Regions from separate parts of the Homo sapiens genome. Here region 1 is linked to region 2. Evidence: read pairs that join two places in POLR2A ChIA-PET (ENCODE). Cell type or tissue: GM12878. All regions are shown on one strand.

Region 1 (8,000 bases), 110 kb before region 2:
TGAAAATTGTGTAAAATTACATTTTTTTTCCAGGGGAGAAAAAAACATCAAACAAAAACATCTAAATCATCCTTTTTGTTCTTTTTCAGTTTTTAACCACTTTTAGGTTTTCCCCTTACAGAAACCACAGAAATATTCCCTTAGAATAAAATAGTATATTTGTATTTGATGGGTGAGTTCTTCTTCTTTACGTCTTAAAAGAATTTGAAATCTCTTTTTCTGATTGACCTTATTGGTATGACCCAGCAATTAGTAAAATTACAAAGAAAGAGAGCAGTTTCCGAGAAAGAAATTTTTTTTATGTAGTCCAGTCAACATATTTTTTCATTGCAAGTTCTTTTATTTCCTTTTTTCCATCAAAAGACTTGTTCCCATTTTTAGCTAATTTACTGACTATATTCAAAGTCCCAACAGGTAGAAATATCAGAGATCATTTATACATATCATTTCAGGCAAACTTTTTTGAGATTTACAAAGCCTACATCAGTTCAACTTTAATGAAATTGTAAGACTAGAATAAAGGATATGTTCATTCTTAAGTATAAATACATGTTTAAAACAGGAATGTAAGACTAAATAGCATTTTCCTTCGACTTCAGAGTTGTCTTGGTATTATGCAGCTGTACTTTCAAATTCCGTATCGACTTTCTACCTACCTGCCTTGTGGCAATCCTAAATTTATAAAACAGGTTTTCCCAAAAGATCTAATGTAAAATGAATTTCTATTAATGAATTCAGAATTTAATTTTCCAAAGAAGTCTCCTAGGGTATTGAGTTGAAGTTTTAGGAAAGAAGCAATCATACCCTGAACTCCTCTAGACTAGCACTTGTCTGTTACACTGTGCTATCATCATTGAAGAGAATAGTGATTGAGAGGCAATGCTATGTAGTGGAGAGATCATAGGCGTCGAAGCCTAGTGTTTCTACTTACTGGTTGTATAACTTTAGGTAAATTACTTAACCTCAGGCCAGGCACGGTGGCTCACACTTGTAATCCCAGCACTTTGGGAGGTCGAGGCAGGAGGATCATGAGGTCAGGAGATCGAGACCATCCTAGCTAACATGGTGAAACCCTGTCTCTACTAAAAATACAAAAGTTAGCCGGGCGTGGTGGCGGGCGCCTGTAGTCCCAGCTACTCGGGAGGCTGAGGCAGGAGAATGGCGTGAACCCGGGAGGCGGAGCTTACAGTGAGCCGAGATCGTGCCACTGCACTCCAGCCTGGGCAACAGAGCGAGACTCCGTCTCAAAAAAATAAATAAAAAAATAAGTAAATAAAAATTAACCTCTCTGTGCCTCAGTTTTGTTATCTATAAAGTGGGTATAACTCCCTTATTAAGTTGTGCCTGGCACATGGTAGGCTTTCAAATGTCAGATATTTTTTATTACATGCAAATTTCCTGGCCTGTACTAACACATTAAATAAATGTTAATTCCCACACTACAGTCTGAATTTTTACTAAGTATAGCACTTTGGCTTCTGCAAAACATAATACTCTATTTATATAACCAATTCTACATATTTGAATCAAACAAAATTACAAATTCTTCACTTGTGCTTATGTGCATATCAATAGTAATCAACATCACAAGAATCCATTGATATTTTCACTATATTGAAAAATGGGGCTGGGCACGATGGCTCGTGCCTGTGATCCCAGCACTTCGGGAGGCCAAGATGGACAGATCACTTGAGGTCAGGAGCTCGAGACCAGCCTGGCCAACATGGTGAAACCCCATCTCTACTAAAAGTACAAAAATTAGCTGGGCGTGGTGGCAGGTGCCTATAATCCCAGCTGCTTCAGAGGCTGATGCAGGAAAATCACCTGAACCTGGGAGGCGGAGGTTGCAGTGAGCCGAGATCAGGCCACTACACTGTCCAGCCAGGGCAACAGAGTAAGACTGTCTCAAAAAAAAAGAAAAAAGAAAGAAATGGGCATGTATATCAGTATATATAGGAACAGCATATGATAGAGTTTATTAGTTTTTTTCTTTATATTTCTTTTTGTTTGTTTTGAGACACAGTCTCACTGTTGCTCAGGCTGGAGTGCAGCGGTGCGATCTTGGCTCACTACAACTTCCGCCTCCTGGGTTCTAGTGATTCTTCTGCCTCAGCCTCCTAAGTAGCTGGGATTACAGGTGTATGCCACCACACCTGGCTAATTTTTGTATTTTTAGTAGAGACGGGGTTTTGCCATGTTGGCCAGGCTGTTCTCAAACTCCTGACCTCAAGTGATCTGCCCACCTCAGCCTCCCAAGTGTTGGGATTACAGGTGTGAACCACCACGCCTGGCTAATATTTCTTTTTTTCTTTGAGATGGAGTCTCGCTCTGTTGCCTAGGCTGGAGTGCAGTGGCTCGATCTTGGTTCACTGCAACCTCTGCCTCCTGGGTTCAAGTGATTCTCCTGCCTCAGCCTCCTGAGTAGCTGGGACTACAGGTGCACGCCACCATGCCTGGCTAATTTTTGTATTTGATGGGGTTTCACTATGTTGGGCAGGCTGGTCTCGAACTCCTGACCTCAGGTGATCTGCTGCCTGCCTTGGCCTCCCAAAGTGCTGGGATTACAGGCATGAGCCACTACATCTGGCCTATTTATATTTCTTTGCATATGAATGCCAGGTCATAAATTTATTTTTTAATTGGGAGAAAAACCTTAAATCTATGAAACTTCTTTTACTTGGTAGGTTATATATGTCATCAGTTTAGGAACAAGACAACGGTACAACAGCAATCTCCCCACGCTTCACTTCATTAACAGAACTGCTCCTTCCCCAAAAGTTTTAGCTAGGCAGTGGCTCCCTTGGTAAAAAAGTGTATTTTCCAGGCTAACTTGTAGTTAGGAGTGACCATGGGACGAAGTTTTGACCAATGGCATGGAAGCAGATGTGAGTTTACATCTCCCAGGCTACACTCCTAAAAGGAAAATGCATGCTCCTCTCTTGTCTTCCCTTTTTCCTCTGATCTGGAGCATGAACGTGGTCATGGCAAACCAGTTTTGTCCATGTGGGAAAGGGCAGCATACCAGAAGTACATTAACCTCATGGACAGAGCCACCTGTCTCTCCTGGTCTGCCTACTAGCTCAGACCTTCACATAAGAGAGGAACTTTCATCTTATTTAAAGCCTTTTTTTTTCCTCTTCATTAAAGTAGCCAAACCAGTATCCTAACGAATACACCGGTAATGCCCACTGTCACATTACCACTAAACGGAACTGGAACTTCTCATCACAACAAAAAAGGTTATCAATATTGCAAGGTGAGAAAACACATTTGTTGTTGTTGTGTTTTGTTTTTGTTTTTTTGTTTTGTTTTGAGATGGAGTTTCGCTCTTGTTGCCCAGGCTGGAGTGCAGCGGCGCGATCTCCGCTCACTGCAACCTCCATCTCTCAGGTTCAAGCGATTCTCCTGCCTCAGCCTTTCAAGTAGCTGGGACTACAGGCATGTGCCACCACGCCTGGCTAATTTTGTATGTTTAGTAGAGGCGGGTTTAACCATGTCGGCCAGGCTGGTCTCAAACTCCTGACCTCAGGTAATCCTCCTGCCTCAGCCTCCCAAAGTGCTGGGATTACAGGCGCGAGCCACCACACCCCGCCAACAAACTCTTAAATAAGTTTGGCCGGCCACGGTGGCTCACACCTGTAATCCCAGCACATTGGGAGACCGAGGCAGGCGGATCACGAGGTCAAGAGTTTGAGACCAGCCTGACCAACATGGTGAAACTCCATCTTAACTAAAAATACAAAAATTAGCTGGGCGTGGTGGCAGGCGCCTGTAGTCCCAGCTACTCGGGGAGGCTGAGGCAGGAGAATGGTGTGAACCCAGGAGGTGGAGCTTGCAGTGAGGCGAGATTGTGCCACTGCACTCCAGCCTGGGAGACAGAGCGAGACTCTGTCTCAAAGAAAAAAAAAAACAAAACTATTAGCTAGCCAACCTAATTCGTGTGTGTGTGTGTGTGTGTGTGTGTGTGTGTGTGTTTCACACAAATGAAATCTTAAATTTTATTTATCTCTTGATTCTGGTGTTTTGTTTTGTCCCCTAAGGGGAGGTCTTTGCCATTTTTATTTACTTAATGCCCATTGGTCTACTCAAGTTTTTAATGTCTTGCCAATTTGCATTTTAACTTCCTCATTTTCATCTATATGTTCAGGTTTATAACATATAGTTCATAATTATTTCCTTTTTAAATTTTGTATTGTGTTTGCATCTTCTCATTTTCCCGGTCATTCTTAACCTTTTCAAAGAACCAGCATTTGGCTGAGTCTTATTTCATGTATTTCTAATTTTATTAATACTTTCCTTCTCTTTTCTTGTTTTTTTTTTCCAGTTGTTCATTCTTTAAATGATTGAATGATTGCTTCATTCATTGTTAATCTTTCTTGTTTCCTGAAAATGATTTAAAATCTACAACTTTTTCCTCTCAGTACTGCTTTAGGTGTGTTTCCCGATTCAGGCACAATGATGCGGTCATCAGCCTAAAAGTGTTTCCCATTTCCCTTTTTAACCCAAGTGTTTGTCCACCCTCCCTTGCCTGCTAGCAGCCTTGTCAGTTTTCAGGCTGTGTTTGAGGGATACTAATACTCCTCCTATTTACATTGTTTGTTTCATTGTTCTTTCTTATCTGTGTATCCCACCTTTTTTCCTTTTTGCATTGAATTGTTTTATCAGATACTGTAAATATTGCTCCCCCAGTTTCTCTTGGTTAATATTTGCCTGTTTTTCCCCCATCTTTTTTGTCCTATAATTGTTAGATTGTTTAAAAATGTTTATATTGAGAGTCTTTGTTATTTTTTATTCATTTATATATGTCATTATAGACTCTTAGGTTCCTATCTTATTCAGTAGGTTGTATTCTGATGCTCATTTATTTTGATACTCAAATTGTCATATATTTGACCAACGGAAGCCCCTTCTAGCTGGCTTTTATGTCCTTCTGACATGTTCCTGTCCGTTTTTCAGCATTTCTTAAGATATTCCAGGATTTTGTGGTACTCTTTTGGAATCAGTCATCTCTCTATAGAGCCATAAGACCTTAGCACTTGGCGTGCTCACTGCTACTAAGGTAAAATTGCTTCTATGCCCTCTCAGTGGGTAGAGCAACCAATCAATAACCACATATTCATATAACTATACACATCTATATCCATGTGTGTGTGTGTATGTAGTTTGTTTCTTTAAACCTGTGAGTTGATTCCAGTTTTTCCAATTTCAGTTCAACACCTCAGGATTCTTTGCAGCCTTCTCTCCCTTTCCACATTCATAATCCTTTCTCAAAAAGTGTGAAACCTGGCTCCCATTATCCTCAGTATATGTACTTATTTTCTCAATGAGGAACTTGTTTGCACAGTGTAATTAACCTCCCAACCATTCCAGCCACCCACTGCCCCTCTTACCCTGCTGCTAGGTGGTGGCTGCCTTACCAGGAGACCCCCTCACCACGTGCACATGTGTCCATGGTTTGAGGAGGCCTTCACCTCCTCAGAGGCCACTGTCTCCATGCAGGGAGGGCAGTGGAGACTGGAAGGAAGAGGCCAGAGTCTGGTGTTAAGTTCATATGTAAACACCTTAAACTTAATTACGGCTAATAGAACTTATTTCTGCTGTTTAGTTTTGTGGGTTTTTTTTTTTTTTCACAATTTCTGTTTACTGAACTTTTCGGTTTATCCCCTTGCTTCCCACTGAGTAACAAATTTTCTTCTACTTGTTTAAGAAAGTAATACTTTCTACTTTTATTGATATTACTTTTTTTTTAATTTGAGACAAGAGTCTCGCTCTGTCCACCAGGCTGGAGTGCAATGGTGCGGTCTCAGCTCACTGCAACCTCCGCCTCCCGGGTTCAAACGATTCTCTTGCCTCAGCCTGCCAAGTAGCTGGGACTACAGGCGCATGCCACCATGCCCGGATAATTTTTGTATTTTTAGTAGAGACGGGGTTTCACCATATTGGTCACACTGGTCTCAAACTCCTGACATCGTGACCCACCTGCCTCATCCTTTCAAAGTGCTGGGATTACAAGCCTGAGCCACTGCGCCAGGCCAAAATGCAAAGCTAGTCAAGCGTGGTTGTGGGGGGAGACAATGGTAAATCAGCTTAACAATAACCCACAACACTCAGACCAACATATTACTCTTAATACTAATCATGTTTGTTTACCCCTGTTGGTTTCTTTAACTTACCATCTAAATCTTCTCCTAGTAAGACTTTGTTAGACTTTTATGTTCCTTTGGTCTTGCCCACTCTTACTTACTATGTAAATTATTTTATTATATACTTACAGGTTTTTTTTCCTTTTTGTTAGTCCTGTTTCAGACTACAAACTTTGCCAGCGTATTTGCTCACCATCACTTCCCATCTCTCTTCCCATGTCTAGATTAATTTTTCTATATTTGACCACTTCTTGCAAGAATATGTTCTAAATGGGCCCTTTTGTGAAAAAGTTACTGAAGCCTTGTGTCCCTGAGAATTTTTTTTTTTTGAGACAAGGTGTTGCTCTGTCACCTAGGCTGGAGCTCAGTGGCATAATCATGGCTCACTGCAGCCTCTATAACTCCTGGGCTCAAGCAGTCCTCCTGCCTCAGCCTCTGGAGTAGCTGGGACTACAGGCGTGTGCTACCATGTGGAGTTAATTTTCAAAATGTTTATTTTGTAGAGATGGGGTCTCGCTATATTGACCAGGTTGGTTTCGAACTCCTGGCCTCAAGCAATCCTCTTGCCTCGGCCTCCCAAAGTGCTGTGATTACAGGCGTCACACACCTTGCCCGGCCGCCTGAGAATATTTTTTTATTACACTCAAGTTAGTGAGTTTGTCTTACTATACATTTTGGGGTCAAAGTTCTCTCCTTTAGCACTTCCTTTCTTTTTTCATCTGATACTGTTAAAAAGCCTGATGTCCATCTGATTTGATCTGTTATTTCTCTGAGAGCTTTCAGAATTTCTGCTTTTCTTATTGGTCTTAAATGTCTTTCACTACAATGTTTCTGTTTGTACAGTTTTCTTACTAATTATTCTATGAGTCCTTTGATCTTTCTTTAATTCTGGGAAATGTATTCTCATTATTTTTCCAAATATTTTCTCCATTTTTTTTTCTCTTTCCTTCTGCGACTCCCATTATTCAGATTTGGCACTTCTGCTCTGTCCCTGGACTGCTCTGTATGTGTGTGGGGGGGTGTTCCCACGTTTTTATTTTCCTGCTTTGTTTTGGCAGAGGCCCTCAGTATGATGCCCCACCTCATGGATTTGTTGTGAGATATATCTGTCCTATCCCATTTGTTAATTTTTTCACCCTTAATATTTCTATCTGGAGCCGGGTGCGGTGGCTCACACCTGTAATCCCAGCACTGTGGGAGGCCGAAGTGGGTGGATCACCTGAGGTCAGGAGTTTGAGACCAGAATGGCCAACATGGTGAAGCCCCGTCTCTACTAAAAATACAAAAATTAGCCAGGTGTGGTGGTGGGCACCTGTAATCCCAGGTACTCAGGAGGCTGAGGCAGGAGTATCTCTTGAACCTGGGAGGCAGAGGTTGCGGTGAGCTGAGATCACACCATTGCACTCCAGCCTGGGTGACAGAGTGAGACTCCGTCTCTTAAAAAAAAAAAAAAAAAATCTGCTTGGTCCTTGTTCCTGTTTCAGATTGCCAACATTTCCCGGTTTGTTTTGAATTCTAGTTCAGTTTGCTGTCTTTGTGGGCAGGGGCTTGGGCTCCTCAGGTGGCATCTGGTTATTTTGGCCTGTGAGCTCATGTTCCTTCACAGCACCAGCTTCTCTGTAGTATTTGTTGGTGAAAGGCCAAAGCCAGGCTCTACCCTGTCCCTCCCAGTGAGTTGAAGAAGGGAAGTTCATGACCTCCAGGTCCCTCACAGTTGCTGTTGACCACTCCACCAGGAGTGTTCCAAGATTCACCTTCAGACCTGTAGGAAGCAGCACTGCGAGGAGGCACAATTTCCAGTCATCCTCTGCCAGCTCTTGAGGCTTTGGAGGGAACAAGGGCTTGGAATTTCAAACC
Region 2 (8,000 bases):
CACATCAGTTCTACCCTGCAGGGGTTAGCACATTCAGAAACAAGGCAGAGGAGGTAACTAAATCCTTTGAAGGACACAATCAGGTATTACGAAGTTTGAAAAAAGCCAAGGTAATAACCATTGCCCTCTCTCCTCCTTTTCAAAAGGGGTAACATTTTTTTCCTCAACTACACACAGGTTGGATTGAAAGGTGGCAGCTGCCTCACAAAGCAGTCCTTTGAAAATAATTACTACTCACTGCCTTTGCTATGTGCCTAGCTTTGCTAAGAGTACAGTTTTTTAAATGTATGGTGTAGATGATTTGCTGAAACTACACTAACTGCTACACAAGAATTAATAGGCTTTGTGTACATATTCTGACTTCTTTCCCTTCACCGTGGTATTTCCATTTTTCCTAAAGATCATTCTGAACAAAAACAAACTCCTCATGGAACTACTTGCCCAACAGATACATATCAGCTACTATTCACACTAACTCTTGATTATCTGCTAGATGGAAAACAAGCTTCCAAGGACTCAATCACAAAACCTGAATCTTGCAGTACTTTGCTGGTTAAGAATGCTTACAACAGCAAGTCCTTTCCTATAACACTGTCACTAAAAAGCCTCAAAGATACTGGATTGTGACAAACTGTTGAAAAGAATAACAATCGGTGGCCGGGCGCAGTGGCTCATGCCTGTAATCCCAGCACTTTGGAAGGCCGAGGCAGGTGGATCACGAGGTCAGGAAATCGAGAACTTCCTGGCTAACACAGTGAAACCCCATCTCTACTAAAAATACAAAAAATTAGCCGGGCGTGGTGGCAGGCACCTGTAATCCCAGCTACTCAGGAGGCTGAGGCAGGAGAATGGTGTGAACCTGGGAGGCAGAGCTTGCAGTGAGACGAGATCGGGCCACTACACTCCAGCCTGGGTGACAGAGCGAGACTCCGTCTCAAAAAAAAAAAAAAAAAAAAAAAAAGAAAGAAAAACAATCACAAGGTCAGGAGTTCGAGACCAGCCTGACCAACATGGCAGTCAAAAAATCAGCCAGCTGTGGTGGCGCATGCCTGTAATCCCAGCTACTTAGGAGGCTGAGACAGGAGAATCGCTTGAACCCAGGAGATGGAGGTTGCAGTGAGCCAAGATCACACCACTGCACTCTAGCCTGGAAGACACAGCAAGACTCCGTCTTAAAAAAAAAAAAAAAAAAAAAAAAAAAAGAATAACAGTACCCAGTACCAGAACATCTCCCTAGAAGAGGGCAATATTTATAGGCAGAAGAGTAGGGGAAAGTCCTTTTACTCTACCTACTTGAAACAGAATACTTATACTTCACAGGCTAAAGAAAATATGAAAACCACCCTCATTTAGTCTAGGTGAGAAAATAAATTCATTCCCCAAGGTAATGTTCATACATGTCCCTCATAACATTGAGTTGAAATTTGTTTTCAAACAAAATCCCCTATCAAGATCAACAGCCCTATTCCACAATTGCTCTCTTCTATCTTTTGGCCCCCACCCCAAAAATCTGTGGTTAAAGCTTTAGTTCCTAAAGCTGAGATTCCTGCATTTGAATCTCAACCCAGTCACTTCCTAACTGTGTCATCTTGGGTCAAATTCCTTAGTTTTTTCATGTGTAAAACAGGAATAATTTTAACAGTACCTACCCTACAGAGTTATTAAAGATATAAAGGAGAAAATATATGCAAAGTACTTAACATGAGCCTGGCATATAGTATTAAAAAGCTCAGTATATATTAGTTGCCATTATTTATGTTGTTGTTGTTATACTTCATTTTAGCTCGGCCACCACTTTTTCCAGGAAGGCTTCTCCCATGAAACCTTCACCCCAAGATGCCTCTCTTCTGTGCATCCTACATATACCTCTATCATAGCATTTCTCTCACCAGATCATATTTGTTTGTCTACCTCACACACTCTGCCCTCTTTAAGTGCTGGGGTTGTATATTGTATGTGTAGGCCCAGAAAGATGCTTAGCACATAGTAGACATTCAAGGAGCTTTCTTGTTAATTTTAAAAGTTCACCCAATATTTAAATAAATTTGTGGGATTTTTTCTATACTAACAAAATCAAGCAAAAGATGTCAGCTCCAATATGGAATATCTTGAGTTATAGTCATTTGAATCAGATCCTTAATGTTAATTAATTTCCTTGGCTGAAAGAAGGAAGAGGCAAGAGAGAAAAGTAAAGTTCCTGGTTCACTAACAAATTAGAATGAGCTTTTCCAATTAAATTGGGGAGTGCACTGAATAGGAAATATGAGAGATGTGCAAAGAAAGAAACTGAAGAAAAGCAGAGTGGATAAAAAAGAGATAACTGAATAATATAACCAGCTGGGAAACAGCCTTTCCTGTCTAAACTCTAAACTAGAAAATCCTTTCAAATCCCAAAGAAATCTTTCCTCATGAAAGGACCAACCAAATTTCAGCTCCCTGAGCTACCTATTTCAGACCATTCGACTTCACTCAAAGGTGACATAAGCCTTCACCATGAAAATTTCTGAACAAAGCAACAGTGGAGAATAGCTTCCCAGTTCACCTAGGCAAAGAGCCATGCATCACTGATGACATCTAGATCCATTCACCTTCCCTTGTCCTGAGTAATGATGAAAAAGGAAAAACAGAAAAAGATACCTCAAAGTTCTGGTCACCTAGGTGAAAACAGGGAAACCACTCTATCACAATTCTAATGCCTTTAACTTCTACCTAAAACAACTTAATAAATCAAAAGTTTGCATTAATTGGATACAGGTGCTATTCCATTTCAAAAGACCCATCTGCCAAGGTTTAGCCCAAAGGCATTTTTCACAGCCAAGTATTAATCAAATCACTGGTGTAGCTGAAAATAGCTCTCCTACCATAAAGTCACCTGTTCAGAAACAATCCAGTCATCAAGGGCTTTATAATATTTAAAGGCAGATTGAAGGCAAATGATTAAGCTATGCACTTAAAAAAAAAAAAACAACTGTAACTAGGGGGTTACACTGCTGCATATGATGTACTCAGAATCTCCTGCTTCGCTTTTTCTCCCACCACCTTATGACTAAAAGACTCTGGAGAATGCTGTCAGCAAGGAGAGCACGCCTCCAAGCCACAGCTTGAAGGAGCCCACACCTCTCTATGTAATACTGTCTTTGTACTTCAAAAAGCACAGGTATTAAATTATAACAGATAAACTTTTGCCTATACATAAAAGTGGTTCTAAAAAGAAAGAATTGTTTTTCTAAAAAGAAAAGCACCTAGATATGATGTCGTGAATCTACCAATTCCCTGTGTAGCCCACTTGTAGATGGTATTGTTAAGAATCTGCAGTTGATTGCCATTTCTCATTGCAGTTATTACCGGCTGATAAATTATTTGCATTCAGCACAATCATACCAACCTCCCTTGGAAACCCACACAAAGAACCCTGAATCAGAGCACTATTTTGTTTTTTGGGAAGGTTTTTCCTTTCCTTTCCTTTTTTTTTTTTTTTTTCTGGCTTGTTTTGTTGTTTTTAAAGAGAAGGTCATTTAGAGGGCCGCAGCAGAAATATGTAAATTAAACAGAATTGTAGGCTTGGGAGGAAGTAAGGAAATAATATAGCTAGCCATGAAGTGTTATTTCAGCAGATATGGCCAATAGAGGAAAAGTTTATATCAATTTACCCATTGAAACTCTCTCTTTTTGGAGCATTATGTAAGCGCCATTAAAAAAAAAAAAAAAAAAAAAACTGCAGTGGGCTGAACTGGGACATGTGAGGACTCAATACAACCAAGCTTCAGATACTTAAATATCTCGAACCACTTTTTGCTTATAGCAAATAAAATGCAGAGCTACAGATGCTTTCTCATCTGTGTGTAAATGAAAGCAAAACTGTGTGAGTAGTTAGTATTCTTAGAATTTTTGAGAGCCAGTTTATTTAAATTAAATCAAAGCCAATCTGTATCTGTACAGAAATAATTTCTTAGGGCTCTTATTCTCTAGACTTACAGAGCTGTACAAACTCTTCCCTCTATCCCTCCCTCTAAGATAAAAAAAGTGAAAAGAGCTCTGTGGGTTAAAAGCCACTTCAAATGAATCTGGGAGGAGGAGGTTCAAAGGGATTAGAACATCCCATGTCTTACCAGCCTGCTATAAAACAGGGTTCAGCTATTCTCTGCCCCATTCTTTGTGTTCCCATAGCACATCTCGGAATTGATCATGCTTCTTTATGTTTCTACATCTCTCTCTGCCTCCATAGTGTGACCTCTCTAATGGCAGGAACTTGGTTTTATTTAGCCTGATATATTATTTGTTGACCTAAAATGCGTGTATCTATAGTATATATATAAAATACCTAGATATTAATTATCATTAATAATGTGAATTAAGCATCCTAGAGAAGGTACAAAAATGCAGTTAGGCCAGGCACAGTGGCTCACGCCTATAATTCCAGCACTTTGGGAGGCCGAGGCTGGCGGATTGCCTGAGGTTAGGAATTCAAAACCACCCTGGCCAATACAGTGAAACCCCATCTCTACTATAAATACAAAAATCAGCCAGGCATGGTGGCACGTACCTATAGTCCCAGCTACTCGGGAGGCTGAGGCAGGAGAATTGCTTGCAGCTGGGAGGTGGAGACTGCAGTGAGCTGAGATCATGCCACTGCACTCCAGCCTGGGCAACAGAGTGAAACTCTGTCTCAAAAAAAAAAAAAAAAAAAAAAAAAATGCAGTTAGCTTATTTTAAGGCACTGACTGAATGTGAGATAACACATATAAAGAGCCAGAGACCACAAATATTAGGAGAATGTAATCTAAGTCAACACCATAATGTGGCACTGACATTCGGGTAATTTCATATTGTTTGGTTTATTTATGGCAATCATGTGGCTTTTAATAGACTTCATTTTTCTGACGTGTTTTTACTTGTGTTTTTTTCTTATACCTCCATTTTCAAGTTAATTGTAAGTCACATTCTACTGACAGAAATGAAAATATGGGCAAATTGGTCAACACTCCTGACTGCCAAATTATCTAGTATAGACTATCTCTAACTGCACGGAAACTGGCGTTTCCTTATCCTCATCTGTATAATGGCAACATTTCTCTGCTGCTTCAAAAAATGGTATTAATTCTAGGCAGGGAAATAAGAACACCCAAATGTTCTTCAGTGTCTCTCTCTTTCTTTGACACACACACACTACCCACAGGGACACAGCAAAGCCCTGGAAACATATCGTACACATACGGCCTTTACTCTCCACCACTTCCTCTCCACTGACAGAGGCAGCCATGCTGCCAAGGTAGCAACCCCCACATGAAATACAAAAGAGTGGAGGCGAAACAGCTCAATCAAAACAGCTTGGGAACGGAAAGGAGGGTATGCTTGTCAGAGAAAGTCTCCAGGGATAGGCCAGAAAACTTTTGTTTCTGCCTTGAACATCCTGAGCAAATAACCCTGTTCCAGGTCTGCAGACCTCAGGTCAGGGGCCAACTCCTCCCTTTAACTTTTCACAGAAGGCGTAATAGGAAAACTCGCTGTTATTTGAAAAGTCCATTGTGAGAAATGTCAGAGTGCAGCTTATAAGCATACCCTGGGGAGCACAGCTGAGAGCAATTTTGAAAACCAAGCAGTTAGAAACTGATGAAGTAGAATGCACAGGTAGAAGACAGCTTGGCACTGCTTCAGCATATGGGGCTGCTTGCTTCAGGCCAGATGCCACAGACTGACCCAGCAGGATGCAGATTACTCAACTTTCTGAGATGGAAGCTGGCTCTTCAGCTTTTCTCTACAAGGCTGCTTCATTTATTCTGATTAAGATTCATTCACTGTAGCCACCCCACTTCCATAAGCCTCCAGCTGACTCTGGTTGCCCTCAGTTAAGGACAATAAACATTGAGCTGTATCAAAAACAAACAAACAAAAAACAGAGGAGCCATTTCTTAACAGGCAGGATGGCAGTCCTCTTGAAATGGTGAACTTGAATCTGAAATTAAGGCTACAGAAGTGAAACTGAATCAATGTTACCCCCCACTCCATCTCCCAGGTCTGGTAATATTAGTCATTCCCCTTATTACCTAAAAGTGAAAGAATTCATAAGCATACATTTATTTCAAACTCAAATGTGCTGCTGGATTAGAATCAAAACATAATGTTAAGCCAGTTGGAAGAAAGAGAGCATTCCTAAAAATCCTGTCATCTGCTGAGGGAGTTTAAAAAGGGGAACTGAAGTGAGATGCACTGGGCACCCATCTTTAGGGCAGAGTCTGCAGTGGGTAGAGTTCCAGATAGGCCTTGGCTGGCATTCCTCCCTGCTTCTGTTTCCCTTTGGACAGCGTCTGTGATGGCTAACTCACCATTCAGGGACATTCATAATTCTTTCTCTTCTTAGGGCATTTTATAGTTTCCTTTTGTGATTGGCCAGGGAAGTTCAAGATTTATATAATTGGTGCTTGCTTCATGCTAAGCATTGGAATGGTTCACCTAAGATCCTGAGTAACAAACCTGATGCCAAAAGGGCAGGAGCACCCTAATGCAGAAGACTTTCAAGTGCTGATGGGCTGGGTGTATCTAACGCCCATGAAATCACCACAGGAACACACTTCCAACTTGGGGGCAAAGGCTGCAGCTATAGCACTCTTTCCACATTTCCAAATAACCACTCTAACTGCTTATTCAGGAAATGTGGATTATTAAAGGTGAGAGAGACAGAGCACTGGATAGAAAGGAAAACTGGAGATATACCATCTTGTGGACAGGAACTTCACTTACATAATTCTTGGCAGAAGGTTATTCTATTAAGACCAGCTTGAGACATCAAATTGTCTAGTCTCCTACATTCCCAGGATTCTGCAAAGAAGACTAGGTCTCTATTGTCATGGCATTACCTTGGGACCCTAGGGAAGCCTCAAACTCCTTGAAGGGAATCTTGATGTCAGCAATGCCATCCCTCTCAAAGGGAATTTCTGTTCCCTAAGAATGGCAAAGGTATTAACAGACTGCAAGCTTCATGAGGGCAGAAACCGTATCTGTCTTGCTCACCAATGTATTAATTTTCCCTTTTTTTTTTCTTGAGACAGTCTCACTCTGTGGCCCGGGCTGGAGTGCAACAGCGTGATCATGGCTCACTGAAGCCTCGACTTCCTGGGCTCGAGCGATCCTCTTACCTCAGTCTCTCAAGTAGCTGGGACCACAGATGCACACTATCAAGCACAGCTAACTTTTTATTATTTTTTTGTTACAGGGTCTCACTATGTTGTCCAGACTGGTCTCAAACTTCTGGCCTCAAACGATCCACCTGCCTCGGCCTCCCAAACTGCTGGGATTACAAGCATGAGCCACTGCGCCTGGTCTTACCACTGCATTTCTAATGCCTAGGATAGCAGGCACCTGATAAATATGTTTTGAAGGAAGGAAGCACAGGACAAACTCTGCAAGCTACTTCTTTTTTTTTTTTTTCCTTTTTTTTTTTTTTTTTTGAGATGGAATCTAACTCTGTCACGCAGGCTGGAGTGCAATGGTGCAATCTCAGCTCACCGCAACCTCTCCCTCCTGGGTTCAAGTGATTCTTCTGCCTCAGCCTCCTGAGTAGCTGGGATAACAGACATGCACCACCACACCTGGCTAATTTTTGTATTTTTAGTAGAGACGGGGTTTCACCATGTTGGCCAGGCTGGTCTTGAATTCCTGACCTCAGGTGATCCACCCACCGCAGCCTCCCAAAGTGCTGGGATTATAGGTGTGAGCCACCGCGCCCAGCCTACAAACTACTTCTAACCCAAAACCCAAAAGTGTTGTTGAATCAGCCCCAGTCAAAACACTGTCCTGACCAAAGACAGAGCCAACCTGGCCTACCACAAGGCCTTGCCAAGCATGGGCACATATCAGTTTTGGGGGAAGTGAACTAGGGCAGAGAGCAAGGTGGAGTCGTGGCAGCAGAACAGAGTCCTCTTCCAGAGGAAATGTTTCCTTAGCTGGGGGAAGAAACAAGTGGCCCATCATGCTCCTCAGTGGCATATTACAATCACGGAAAA

Evidence for each region. ChIA-PET counts read pairs that join two places held together with the same protein. Peaks named below come from ENCODE experiments on the same cell type or tissue, not always from the same donor. Only the 100,000 strongest peaks of a DNase experiment are listed, where the experiment ranks them.
Region 1: POLR2A ChIA-PET joins it to region 2 with 5 read pairs; 4 of 35 experiments call an interaction of 5 or more read pairs at or near these places.

What each region holds. Positions count from the first base shown.
Region 1 is chr1:35,421,776-35,429,775 of GRCh38, forward strand. It overlaps ZMYM4 (zinc finger MYM-type containing 4), which reads left to right. Exons shown (of 30, transcript NM_005095.3): 30 at 1-283. It also overlaps the pseudogene RNY5P1. Among named protein-coding and RNA genes, the nearest start is that of ZMYM4-AS1, 60 kb to the left of the region's middle. In GM12878, no CTCF peak of the experiment used is centred here; no DNase peak of the experiment used is centred here.
Region 2 is chr1:35,533,923-35,541,922 of GRCh38, forward strand. All of the region lies in intron 2 of KIAA0319L (KIAA0319 like), which reads right to left. Among named protein-coding and RNA genes, the nearest start is that of KIAA0319L, 19 kb to the right of the region's middle. RefSeq lists enhancers at 6,027-6,076, 6,127-6,216. In GM12878, no CTCF peak of the experiment used is centred here; DNase peaks (open chromatin) are centred at 4,533, 4,779, 5,449 and 5,979; H3K4me3 peaks cover 2,321 bases; H3K27ac peaks cover 3,676 bases.